3 separate regions of the Homo sapiens genome follow, and regions 2 and 3 are each linked to region 1. Evidence: chromatin contacts called from ENCODE Hi-C data. All regions are on one chromosome and are shown on one strand. Each heading gives the region's core, a stretch centred on a gene start or an enhancer-like site at or near the end of the contact. The rest is flanking DNA. Distances are from core to core; before and after follow the strand shown.

What was found. Hi-C counts contacts between places; a loop is a spot of excess contacts on that map. Pooled maps may share reads with other maps.
Region 2: a map of PC-3 shows a loop between it and region 1 (5-fold over the local background). The contact joins the promoter of ABHD13 here to the enhancer-like site in region 1. A Hi-C loop is called at or near these places in 1 of 168 maps with a recorded cell type or tissue (PC-3).
Region 3: a map of PC-3 shows a loop between it and region 1 (6-fold over the local background). The contact joins two enhancer-like sites. A Hi-C loop is called at or near these places in 2 of 168 maps with a recorded cell type or tissue (PC-3 and Panc1) and 4 of 50 pooled maps.

Annotation. Positions count from the first base shown.
Region 1 is chr13:107,881,954-107,886,268 of GRCh38, reverse strand. No RefSeq gene overlaps it. Among named protein-coding and RNA genes, the nearest start is that of NALF1, 17 kb to the right of the region's middle. Within about 2 kb of position 2,313, at least 2 of the 41 ENCODE cell types and tissues checked have a DNase peak (open chromatin) inside an H3K27ac peak, as active enhancers do; they include PC-3, where a contact is called at or near this core.
Region 2 is chr13:108,217,142-108,221,456 of GRCh38, reverse strand. It overlaps ABHD13 (abhydrolase domain containing 13), which reads right to left and starts at 3,065. Exons shown (of 2, transcript NM_032859.3): 1 at 2,798-3,065. It also overlaps a transcript of LIG4 not described here. RefSeq lists a silencer at 2,543-2,782 and an enhancer at 3,063-3,392.
Region 3 is chr13:108,152,355-108,156,669 of GRCh38, reverse strand. No RefSeq gene overlaps it. Among named protein-coding and RNA genes, the nearest start is that of LIG4, 61 kb to the left of the region's middle. Within about 2 kb of position 2,194, at least 4 of the 41 ENCODE cell types and tissues checked have a DNase peak (open chromatin) inside an H3K27ac peak, as active enhancers do.

The sequences.
Region 1 (4,315 bases), core at 1,064-3,563:
ACTGGTTATTTAATGGGGTATAACCTTGGGCAAGGAAGTTCGCCTTGAGTTATGGCAATTCCTAAGTAGGAGTTCAGCTGAATACTGAAAGTATCCAATGCTCCCTGCAGCCTGAAGAATTAGTGCCTCAGTCATGAAAAGAGTATATTTTAATAACACACTGAAAGCTAAATTCTGAAATGACATTTCTGTGTGCATAATTCTGAGAGTTTGTGGAGCAGATTTCTAGAATGTGCTCCTACAAATACCCCTGACTGTGATGTTATCAAACTAGCCTCTCTCACACTGCCACTAAGATCAAATGTCTAAAATGCAAAATCCGATTGTTATTTCAGAATTTTTCCAATTACTTTAGTGACATTCTCTTGTGTGCAGAGTAAAGTCTAAATATGGTGAAATAGGCATAGGCTTGTTTGTACAATCTAGCCTCCATTCTCCATTTCTTTGTAGAGAACCACACAACTTTAATTTGTCAGAGCCATGCTCGTTCATTTCTTATGCTTTAGCTATAGCACAATGATTATCACTTGTTGACAGCCCTGGTAAATGAGAAAATTTTACTCTTTCTCCAAATTTTACTCCATTAGAGAAATGGTTTAGAAATGGGCACTTCATCATATCAGAGTCAAGGAAATACAGTGGAACTTTGGCTGAGGCTGAAGTTGAGAGAGTATGAGGCTCAAGCACCTGTGATCAGGAGTCAGTCTGAGAACAGAGCCAGTGGAATAGAATGCAGAGCCAAGTGATAAGAATAAAAAGTGGCCTGAATCCCACAAATCTGAAGCCAGTAACTTTAGTTACATGAGTGAAAGAATCCCAATTGATACTGAATTTTAAATTGAGAATAGGGTTTTGAAGTAAGAGTAGTGATGATGTAAAATATGAGAGTGACTGCCTAAATCATGAAATTAGTTGGGGTATCTCTCGAGGTAGGCAATATCCGAAGACGGAAAGTTGGGAATTCTTGTGATTTGGAGGTACAGTAGACACTTGAGCACAACCTTGTGAATATTGAGTCCCAGAAATATACATCTAGGAGGGTATACACCTGGGAGGGTAAGCATTAAAAACATAGTAGAAAAAAGTCAGGATCTTACAGTCAACAGGAAGAAACATGTGCCAAGCTGATGTTGAAACTAGCCCATCTGACAACAGTGATGCCTCTGCTTTCAGCCTGTGATGGAAAAGAATCAGACCTCTAATAGTTGGGATATTTGCATGGTTAGAAAAAGCAAATCCCCAGTCCTAAGCTAAATGTAGAGAAAATACAGGCTAGAAGGAAAGGCAGAAGAAAAAGGCTAGAAGAAAAGCCAGCCATTGAAAGTAATGGTGAAAACCAGAATTACTTTTGCACCAACCTAATATTTTAGAACCTGAGAGAATCCTGTTTCTCAAGGCCAATCCTTAGCACCTCCTGTTATCCATCTCTACCAGATGGGGAATCAGTTGCCTTCATTGTTGGGATGCTGCTGGCATGGAGCCTGGGGGTCAGAGGAAGACCCATACCTCTTTACTTCATGCCATTGATTCATATTGCCCTGTTGTATGGGCTCAATTAAATGCCTCCAGTTCATGGGCCTGAGCATAGATACTTATGAGCAAAGAAATGGACATTCACCAGCCAGATTTCAAATTCAGAGATTACAACTGAGCAAGAGTTTTGGCTTTGGTCAATATCTTATGAAAATGACCAGAAAAAATACTAGCTTGGTAATACATTTATTTACTATTGTTTTGTATTTTCTCTAGATATTTATACATGCATCTATTACTTTTACTTTTGTCATTTTAGTTCTAGAATTTATGGTTGATTCAATTTTAGGGTTTCTCTGATACAACTTTTCATCATATTGAACACGCCAATTAAAAAGCATCTGAAATCTTATGCCCAATTTCTGGATCTTCTGTAGATTTGTTTTTATTGTTTGATTTTTCTCCAAAAATTCTGTTATGCTGTCTTTTGATAGACTTGATCATTTGCTTATTACATTCCAAATGATGATGTGAAACACTATAGAGATAATTTTAAAATCTAAGTGATGTTATATTTCTCATGGGAGGTTTTCGTTTGTACCAGGTAGCCAGTTAGGGTAGACACAGAGCACCACAATCTAATCAGGGATCAATCTGCTTCAAATTTAGGCTTCAGACCTTATAAAGGCCAGCCATTTTTCTAGTTCTCTTTCCATCTTCTACTCTGTAAATGTTTGAGGCTCCTGACTACACGCCTGAGATATTTACTGTGGTCTCTCCCTTTTGGTGGACCTGAGTCACTTCCCTTCCCCTCACTCCCACAGTTGCTTCTTTCAGTTTAGCTAGAAAGCCTCTTCACTGTTGCTCTGAATTGACAGGATCCTGAAGAGCAGTTTGGAATGTGGGACTTACCGTGGTGTGTCACAGCTGCCACAGAGATATATTTTATATTTTATTTGGCTTTCCAAGCTGGAAGAAGCCTGTCTTTCAACAATGGAAGTGGAAGTTTCTCCGCTTTTGATAAATGGCCGTTCGTGTTCCACAGTGCTGTGCTGGGTATGTTTGGGAGTAGTCAGGCTTGTTACTTATCTACAGTTGCCAGACCGTGAGAAGTCGCATCTGTACCCAATGTTATGGCATATCATTCAGAGATCCTGGACATGGAGGCAGACGTTGGGACTCCAAGATGAAAAAGTAGGTTATATTATTTTAATAAATACTCTTTTTTTCTTCTCACTATCCCCTTTCTCCTTGTGATTATAGTACCCCGTCTTTTTATTCCGGGTCTCCTCAACCCATGTAGTTTCTGCAAAGCTAACTTCACTGCTGGATTTCTGAATAAAACACATTCTCCAGACTAACCTCTTCAACATGTTCCATCCTCTTGGTCATGCTGATTGGTTCAAGGATGGACTCTAGGACCAAGCCGGATTCAGTAGGAGTAAGATACCTCAATTACAGGGACCTTATGTTCAACCTTGTATCTCCAGAAGCCACAACATGGACCTTAAAAACGAAGCCAGCACAGTGCTGAGGGAATTAGAGAGACTGAGTTAAATATAAATACACACAAAGCCAGCTCGGCTCCGTTCCTGGACGTTTTGGTAATAGAACACAAAATAATCATTTTTCTTTTCTGAAATTAGTTTTAAGCAACTTTTCTGTTATTTGCCAATAAATAGACCTACTTTACAGAGATTGTCTGTATTTGTAGAGGGGAGAGGGCAGCTTATGTAAACCTGTGTCTTTCGAAGGGGTTTAGATGACAAGGAGGATACATGGATGCTTGCCATTCATTGAGAGCTCTGCATCCATTCCCCCAATGCTGGTGATGGCCTCAGATTTTCACATGCAGGTCAACCACTCTTGCATTCAGCACACTCAGCCAGGGTGTGGATCAATCTCAGCTCCGGGTGTGGATCACATGAAGCAGCCTAAGCCACAGTGATTGGTTCAAGAGTAAGCACTTGGCTTAAGCCTTCCAACCACAGTGAAACTCGGGACTTTTGTGGGAGCTCCTGGAAGAGAATCTGTCATTTCTAATGGTCTTAAATTTTGAAGCATGTGGGATGGTGGCGGCTGACACAACCCTGCCATGTGAATGAAGCACCCACATGTAAGCAGAGCCAACACATCAGGAGACAGAACAGAGAGTTGGAAAATAACACTGGCAAAAAAAAAAAAAAAAAGACATTGTTTAATCCTGCATATCCAGCTATGTCTGAAAGAAAGCTTACCATGGGACTCTTCAGTTACATGAGTCAATACATTGATCTTTACTTAAGTCTATTTAGGACTTTTTTTCTATTGCTTTCAACAGAAGAATCCTAACTGATGCTCTACGTGGTTAGTTGTTCCTAGGGGAGATTGAATTATGTAGGCATAAGCAACTTTCATGCAGCAGGTTTTAGAATAAAAGCCATGTGAGATCCTATTGAATTCTGTCTTTACACATATCCACTTTCATTCAATAAATATTGATATGTGCTGTCACTCTGTTAGCCACTGTAAATACAAAAAGGCCCACTGCCCAAGAGGAGCCTACAAGAAGATAAAAAAGAACAAAAAGGGAAGATGTATGAACAAATGCAGGCAATAATTATGGGTACCTGCCAAGATGGAAGGTTCCATTGCATGTATGGTTGACCTGATGTAGATGATCCATGATGGAATTTCAGGAAGTCCATGAACCCTGTAAAATTTTGTGCAAAATACTGAGTGTATGAGCCTGTAAACCGATTTCAGAGAGAGTGTGCAGAGCTGTCATCAGAAAAGCAAAGAGATACTTTAAGAAATGGTTAAGAATTACTGAATATATTATTGTAGAAACACCAAATTTTAA
Region 2 (4,315 bases), core at 1,816-4,315, 330 kb before region 1:
ACTCTGGGTGAATCACAGCTTCCAATCACATGTGAAGTAATGTGGAACTCAGATTCAGTATTCTTATATCAATCTCTCTCCTCTTCTGTTAAGCATTGGGAAGTTAAGAAACCATGCCAGCTGCACAGCTGAAATGGAAACACAAATAGCTGCTATCAAGGTGTTGGAGACACCACAGAATGAATTATCTATTTCCCTAATGGTTACCCACATGCCATCAATAATGAAAAAGTGTGTATTAATAGTCCTATGGGACAAATGAACAGTAACTGCCTATGGAGATGCTGGATAATAACTGGATGGTTCAGACAGCATCTTTAACTAGGATTTAAATCTGTATGAGCAGATAGCTCAAAAATTATACCAGGCAGCTACTTAGTAGCTTTTTCATGCTTGAAAATCTTGGCAAATAGAGTCAACTCTGGCAGAAGTAAAATGAGAGATTATTGTTACTATGGAAGCCAACCACAATTTGTTCTGAGATTATAAATATCTGAAATGTTTAAAACAAATCCACTAGCCTAAAACTGTAGTGATGTTAGACTGATAATGAAATTCACAAAGTTTCCAATTTATAAATGGGCAATGTTCTAAAACTTTACCTATAAACTAGATGGATGAAACTTAGAATATTTGTTTTGTATAAAACCAGTGTTATATAACATTGAGTATGTGAAAGTAAGTACAACTAGAAGCCTTACTAGAAGTATCTAGATTCTCAGGCTAGCTCATAAATGCATGTAGTCCCTGTACTGGAAATACTACATCTTTGCAAGGGATTTCAGCAGAATATACTGTTGTAGGAGTTCACACCATGTGAAACAGAAACATAAAATATAATAATGTATTACAAAATCTGTCATTTGAGGAAAAATATCTTACTTAGAAGAACTAGAGCATCTTTTAAGTCCACACGAAAAAAGGCTATTTAAAGGTCTTAAGACTTTCCTGGGGCAACTAAACAAGGATTAGAAAGATTTCAGAATCTGGGTAATACATTAAACAGAGAAACAGAAATAGATTCCCCTGAGATAAGTTATGAGAAGAGATCATGGGAAAATGTTAGATCCAACAGTTTCCTGCACCTATCACTAAGTTATATTGTTAGCCCAGGGCAATTTGGTTAGTAAACCCTCTTATCCACATGCCAAGAGGTCTTTGATGTGCCCAAGAAGAGGGCAGTGTGCCAAGGGCTACCTGTAGGTACCTGGCTTGCTTTAATCATTCCAAGTTAACTGTCAGTGGGAGGCAGTGTGGTGCAATGGAAAGGAGACAGTGTTTTGAGTCATGGTCTGTTAAGAGATAGGTAGCTTTTGCCAACTCACTTAGCCTCTCTAAATATATATTTCCTCGTATGTAAAAGGAGGATGAAAGATTAAATTGAACTACTGTTGAGATAAAATGTAATAGTGTGTTAAGTGCAGCTACTTCTATGAGACAAAATTTAAATTACTTAATTATGTACTATAGCAGAGTATGTGAAAGTAAGGACAACTAGAAGCCCTATTAGTCCTAGATCAAATAATGGATATGATTCCCTAGAGGTACCGTATCTGAACACAGGAAGTAATCAGAGCAATGCACTCTTTCTCTGTTAAAACCAAACTCAGGTAGTAGATCCTCTAGAAAGCTTTCCTTGGACCCCTATTCCCTCCTGCCACCCATTCCACATTCTGTAGTTTGTGCAAACTTACGTGGCAGAAGTTACTATTACAGCGTAATTAACCTGCTTACACAGGCTGTGAGTTCCTCGATGACAGAGACCTCGTCCTATTCAACTCTACATTTTCTGTACGCAGCAGTGCCTGATGCATAGTGGGCCTCTATTAACGATTATTTAATTGAGCAGCTGATGTCTTAGGTAGGATATCATGACATTAACACTAAATCGGCAATCAAGAAATCTTACACAGTAAAATAAAATTTGATATTTTAGTCAAAGACGAGTGATTTCCCTAAGCATGCATACAAATAAGTATTGATCCACGAACCCCCTCCCGTCAAAAGAGATCAGTGAAAAATCCAATATCAACACACAAAGCCAATATACTCATCTCTTTCTATCCAGTTACTATCACATAGTAAACATAAATAAGAGTTGTTAAATGGGGACGGACTTTTTTTTGGTTTCGATACCTTGGGTAGTAATACTAGTAATTCATTTTACTTAAATGTTGACTAAAATCTACAGCAAAATTGACTTCGATTGTATGGGGTGCTTTTTTGATGTTTCCTGAATAACCCCAGAACTTCCTGTCATGATATTCACAGGTCTAAACCTGTTACTGTCGTGATTAGATCGGGGCTCTCCCTCTCTCCAACCTAGTAGCTGGAATTATTCTATTTTACTTTTCATGTCTGTGTGGGAGGGTGGGGGAGCGGAGGGTTGGATTTTAGGGATCTTAGGTTTGTACACATTACTGGAAATACAATTGACATAGAACACTAAGATACGTTTTAGGTTCCAATTACAAAACGACACCCGGCGAGCCTCTGGCAATGCGCGCACCTTAGTTTCCAAAACAGGTATTTGGCTTCAGTTTGCTTCCCCTGGTGAGTGGTGAGCGGAGTCGGGGCGGCCGGCAGGGCTGCACCCCGGGCTGGTCCTCCACAACCCCCGGCGCTCGGCCCCCGCACGACCCCCAGGGGAAGCCGCACTAGCCCCGGGGCTCCCCCCACAGCCTCCCGGGAGGGTTTCGCGCCCGCCTGGAGGAGCCGGCGGCTCCCCGCGACCCTCCTAGAAGGAGCGGACCGGCGCTCGGGCCCCGCGGGCTCGGGGTCCCCGAGCCGCACTTACTCAGACTCGCGGACAGGCTGCGCAGTCGGCCGCGGGCACGAAACCGGGCGCCGCGCAGCAGCGTACCCCCGCGTCGCTTCCGTCGCTCCTCATCATCCTCCTCCAGCCCAGGGGCCGCTGCCGGCGCCACGGTCTAGCCCGGAGCTCCTGCTGCGAGCTGTGGCCCCACTTCCGGCCCCCGCTCGGGTGTCGCCGGCAAATGCCCCCGCCGGCTCCCACATAACCTGTTCTCCGTCTCCGCTCCCGGAGTGGGAACCCTGCCCGCTCTTCCGAGCATGCGCAGAAGCCGCTGCCAGTGAGCCCCCGCGACGGTGGCCCGGACGGAAAAGATACCTCGGCGGCGTGGGCCCGGCTCCCTGCTCCAGGACCTAGGGATCTTGGCCTTCCACCCTCCTCCGAGCACCAGGACTCCCTCCAGTTCCGTACCCGAGGCCTCCGTGGTGAAGAGGTGCCGGACCCGATGAGCTCGGGAGTCCACCATCGCTCTGCAAGCCGCAGGTTTGCGGAGCAATTTGTTCTGCCTGATAGGGTTGTTAAGGGTGTCGCAATGAGGTCCACGATTTAAAGCGCTTCCATAACTATTTTTCTCCTTTTACCTCTACGAGAGTGGACTGTCAAGGGCGAATGCAGGTTTTGTGAGGCCTGAACCTTGTGCCATTTGGAGAGCCCTTTTAAAGAAAAATAATGTAAAATTGTCTTATTTTTGCAAATTTTACCGAGGTACACGACCATGGGAACACCTCGTTAGGGCCCCTCTCAAGGCCTTGGAAGTGTTCGCAAAAATGGGCCCTTAAAACTTGGGCTTCATTAGCTTCGCTGTCAACCCCCCTGTGCACTGAAGTGTACACACTTGTTTACAGATGTGTGCCTCCCCTCCCTTGGGCTTTCCTTATTCTATGTCCCCTATTTTATATATACAGAGGATATTTCATAAATCTGTGGGTTTTTTTTTTTTTCCTTTTGAGATGGAGCCTCGCTCTTGTCGCCCAGGCTGGAGTGCAATGGCGTGATCTCGGCTCACTGCAACCTCCGCCTCCCTGGTTCAAGCGATTCTCTCGCCTCAGCCTCTGACCTAGCTGGGATTACAGGTGCCCGCCACCACGCCCCGCTACTTTTTGTTTTTGTTTTGTTGCTGTTTTGAGACGGAGTTTCGCTCTTGTTTCCCAGGCTGGAGTGCAATGGCAAGATCTCGGCTCACCGCAACCTCCCGCCTCCCGGGTTCAAGCGATTCTCCTGCCTCAGCCTCCGGAGTAGCTGGGATTACAGGCATGCGCCACCACGCCCAGCTAATTTTGTATTTTTCTTCAGTAGAGACGGGATTTCACCATGTTGGCCAGGCTGCTCTCAAACTCCCCACCTCTGGTGATCCACCCACCTCGGCCTCCCAAAGTGCTGGGATTACAGGCGTGAGCCACCAGGCCCGGCCTAATTTTTGTATTTTTTAGTAGAGACGGGGGTTCACCATGTTGGCCAGGCTGGTGTCAAACTCCTGACCTCAAGTGATCCGCTCACCTCAGC
Region 3 (4,315 bases), core at 945-3,444, 270 kb before region 1:
TTTAACACTACAACTAGAGGGAACTCCATATTTTCCCATCTGGTGTTCTTGGCCTAGTGTTCCTTCCAGACAGAGTCCAGCATTTAGTAATCTAGTGGTTATTAAGAGATTTGAGCTAATCACTGTCATAAATGACACTTATAAATGTGTCCTAACCCCCACCACTCGTGATTTTCCCCCTTCAGGGGACGGGCACTTCAACGTCTTTAAGTACTCATCTTATGAGAGATCTCGTATGTCCTAAGATCCTATTTGGAGTTAAGTACTCTTAAATCACGCAGAGTTACGTCTTCTATGCATCTTTTATAAAATTCGACCACATTATCTTCTGAGCTGTCATATGCATTTTTATCTCTGACTTTGGATCCAAGCTTAGAAATATTATCTAACAAAAACATGTCTCCCACTATAGAATCCCACACTCTGAAACATAAGTCTGATAACTAAGGCGAACTAATGAAAGATTTTTAAAATACATTTTATATTTTTCCTTAGTATTCTGAGATTATTAATTTTTAAAATCTCAGTGTCAGCTACTCTTTTATTCATTTTTAAAAATTTTATACTAAAGCCTTTCTAAATAAGAAATGGTTTACGATATCAATAATTTAAATTCCTTTTAATTTAAAAGAAAACCGATCTTTTAAATGCTGCGTTTATTTCACATTCTAGTTTCATTATGATGCCCCCTGAAGTGTGGATTTGTAACTAAGCGAGTGTCTATGGTCATTATCCTAAAAGCCGTGAAGCTCCTCATCACACTGGGGTCTTGCAGCCGACTATGTAGCTTTTCCAAGGGTCTTAAGATCACATGCAGTTATTAATAGTGCCACCTAGTGACAGAAATTGCTCAGATGGCTATTCTTTGAACGATTTGAATAATATATTTAGCTTTCTTTATTTTGCGTAAATATAAAATTATGTCAAACAACACAGCAATGTTAATCACATCCCGCGATGGGAACAATTCCTGATGGGTCCAGCAGGTGGCAGCATGTATCACGAAAGCACAGAATTGCCACTTAAAAAAAAAATCTGTGCCAAGGCTGCGCTCTCTTTTTTCATGTGACTGAGTTTTTCCACTCTTTAATGTAAAAGGAAATGTATATCTATGTTAAAGATAAAATAACTTTTCAGAATGGGGATAATATAGGGCACTAAGTCATAACGATAGGACTTTTACTGAGGACTAATTCCATACTTCCATTCTAAGTACCTAATACATATCATTGCGCACAGCACGCTTTGTGTTGATATTATGACTGTGCCCATTTTACAGACAAGAAAATTGAGGCAGGGACTTTGCCCGGGTTTTCACAGCTACTAGGTGAAGTAGGTGGGAGTTGAAACCAGACAGTCTGGTTCTAGTGTTGCTTAACTGTTGGAAATGTAAGGGATTAAAATTAAAAGTATTAGGAAAAATACTAGTTTTTAGAAAAGAGACCTGAATGTTAAACTTAATTCAAAACTATCTTTATTGTGTCCCTGAGTTCCACGGGCTCTATCTAACTTCAAGCTGATTGCCTCCTCTTAGCTGGATCTGCACTGTGACTAAATAACAGAACCCCACTACTGGGGAAGATGTTAGAGTTTACGGAATATTCATACTCATACTTTTTTCTTTGTGTGAACATTAGGAGGAGTAAAGACATTTAAAGATTGCCTTTTCTTCCATTTTTAAAATGTATTTACTGACAAATCTCCCAGTGTCCTCTCTCCCTGCAACTTTATTCTCACCCTGAAGTACTTGCTATTCTCTGAATACAGTTCTTACTTCAGTTCCTTCTTCGTATTTGTTTATCTTGTTTTCTAAACCTGGAGGCAGCTCATCTCTCCCTGTCCCCTTTCAATATTGGTCACTGGACTAATGTCAATATTGACCAAAGGAAAAGCAGCATGTGAGGGCAGGGACATAGGGGCAGGAGAGTGTCTGAGGGTCTTGTATAAATAACAGCATAGGTTTTAAAACCAGTGCAACAAAGCCTTCTCTTGCATTGTTAACTCTGTGGCGTAACATTTTTTTCCCAGCTAGATTATAAATTCCTTTGAGAGGTGAGGCCACATATGAGTTAACTTTCTGCACCTCCCAGCCTTATCTACTAATACTTCACATAGTACTTTCCTCCCAGCAGGAATTCAGTGACTGCTGTAGAGGGTGAAGTGGTGCAAAGTCCAGCTCAGTTGTGGTTTATCAAGCCTGAACTTAAGCACCACTCACCTTGTTTTTTAGCAGCTGTGGGCCAACAGGGAGGCTGGATAAGTGAAAATCAAGCAGAGATTCTTTTCCTAACTTTGGAGAGAGAGTAAACAGCTGCACGATATATGAAAAGAATAGCAAGGTGATAAAATTCACAGTTTACAAAATAAAGAATAAGCTCAGATATGCTCTGCAGGCCACTCTCAAGACCAAGAGGTAGTCCCCTTTCTTACCTATAGACTAGAAGAAAAATTAAAGCACACTCAAGCATAGGAGATCTGTCCATATGTAGCACAGGTAGGAAGATCAGTGAGCTCAGGAGAAACTATCTATTAAATGAGCTTCAGGAGGAAGGTAGGAACAGTAAATAATAGAGAGTAAGGCCCAAATCCTCTCACCCAGAACAGTTGGCTCTTAATCTTGGCAGACTCAATGCTCCCTGTTAATAATAAATATTTTATTTTATTTTATTTTTTGAGATAAAGTCTCACTCTGTCGCCAGGCTGGAGTGCAGTGGCGCGATCTCGGCTCACTGCAACTTCTGCCTCCTGGGTTCATGCGATTCTCCTGCCTCAGCCTCCCAAGTAGCTGGGATTACAGGGGCCTGCCACCACGCCTGGCTAATTTTTGTATTTTTAGTAAAGACAGGGCTTCACTATGTTGGCCTGGATGGTCTCGATCTCTTGACCTGGTGATCCACCCACTTTGGCCTCCCAAAGTGTTGAGATTACAGGCGTGAGCCACCACACCCAGCCAATAATAAAACGTGCTTTCTGTCATCTGTGGAATGAAATTTAAAGATAATATGAACTGCCTACATATATAACTTTTAAAAATCAGTATGAGTGCCTTAACTGTATATTGAAGGAAAAGTTGGAAAGTGATATATAATAAGGTACCATCCATTTTGACATGCTAGTCCTCAGAGCAGCTACACTTGAAGAGATACTAAAATGTCTTCTTGTTGTTGTAATTGTCTGCAGGTTCTTCCTGCACACTGCAAGGCAAAGCCAATTCACTGAGGCCATGGCATTGCAGTAAAGAAAAAGTTTAATTTGTGCAAGTCCAGCTAGGACTTGCAGGAGACAGAGTTATTACTCATATTACTCTCCCTGAAGGCTCAGAGGTTAAGGTTTTCCAAGGATAGTTTGGTGGGCAGGGGACTAGGGAATGAGTGCTGCTGATTGGTTGAGGATGCAATCATGAGGGTGTGGAAAATGGTCCTTGTGCCCTGAGTCCACCTCTGGGTAGAGTCCCAGGACCAGTTGAGTCATGAGCCATGAGTCCAGGTGGGGTTAGCTAGTTGTCAGGAATACCAGCATCTGAAAAGACACCTCAAAAAGCTAATCTTAGGTCTTACGTCAGTGGTGTTATCTGCAGACGTAAGTGGGGGTGTTACAAATCTTGCAACCTCTGGAACAATGGCTGGTTATCATTTAACTATGCCTACATACATTCTGCTACATAGTGGCAGAATTCAGGCCCCTCTGATAACCCTAACTTTTTGGACTTTTAATTATTATCCTCGCTTTAAGGTTAAACTATCAACTAAATTTCTCCCAAAGTTAGCTTGGCCTACCCCTAAGAATGACCAAGAACAGCTTTGGAGGTTAGAAGCAAGATGGAGTCAACTACCTCAGATTTATGTTACCATCATAATTTTGCAAAGGCAGGTTCATTGGCAGCCTTTGCTGTGTGTTGCAGGACTTCTAGAAGTCTTAATGCCTGTCCACAAAATGTCAGTAGCACCTCCATTTATTTTGACAAAACAATTCCACAAATTTGCAAAATACCCACTGAGAAATGAAAATGAAATTGTAAGCCCCCCAACTGACTGAATGTGTCTCTTTTTGTCCAAGGGTACCCCAGAGAAAGTTAAAAACTGACTTTTCTGCCATGACTTGATGGAACGTTGAACATACATTATGCCTGTATTAGTCCGTTCTTGCACTGCCATAAAGAACTACCTGAGACTGGGTAATTTATAAAGAAAAGAGGTTTAATGGATGCACAGTTCTGCAGGCTTAACAGGAAGCATGAATAGGAGCCCTCAGGAAACTTACAATCATGGTGGAAGGTGAAGGGGAAGCAAGCACCTTGTTCACATGGTGTCAGGGG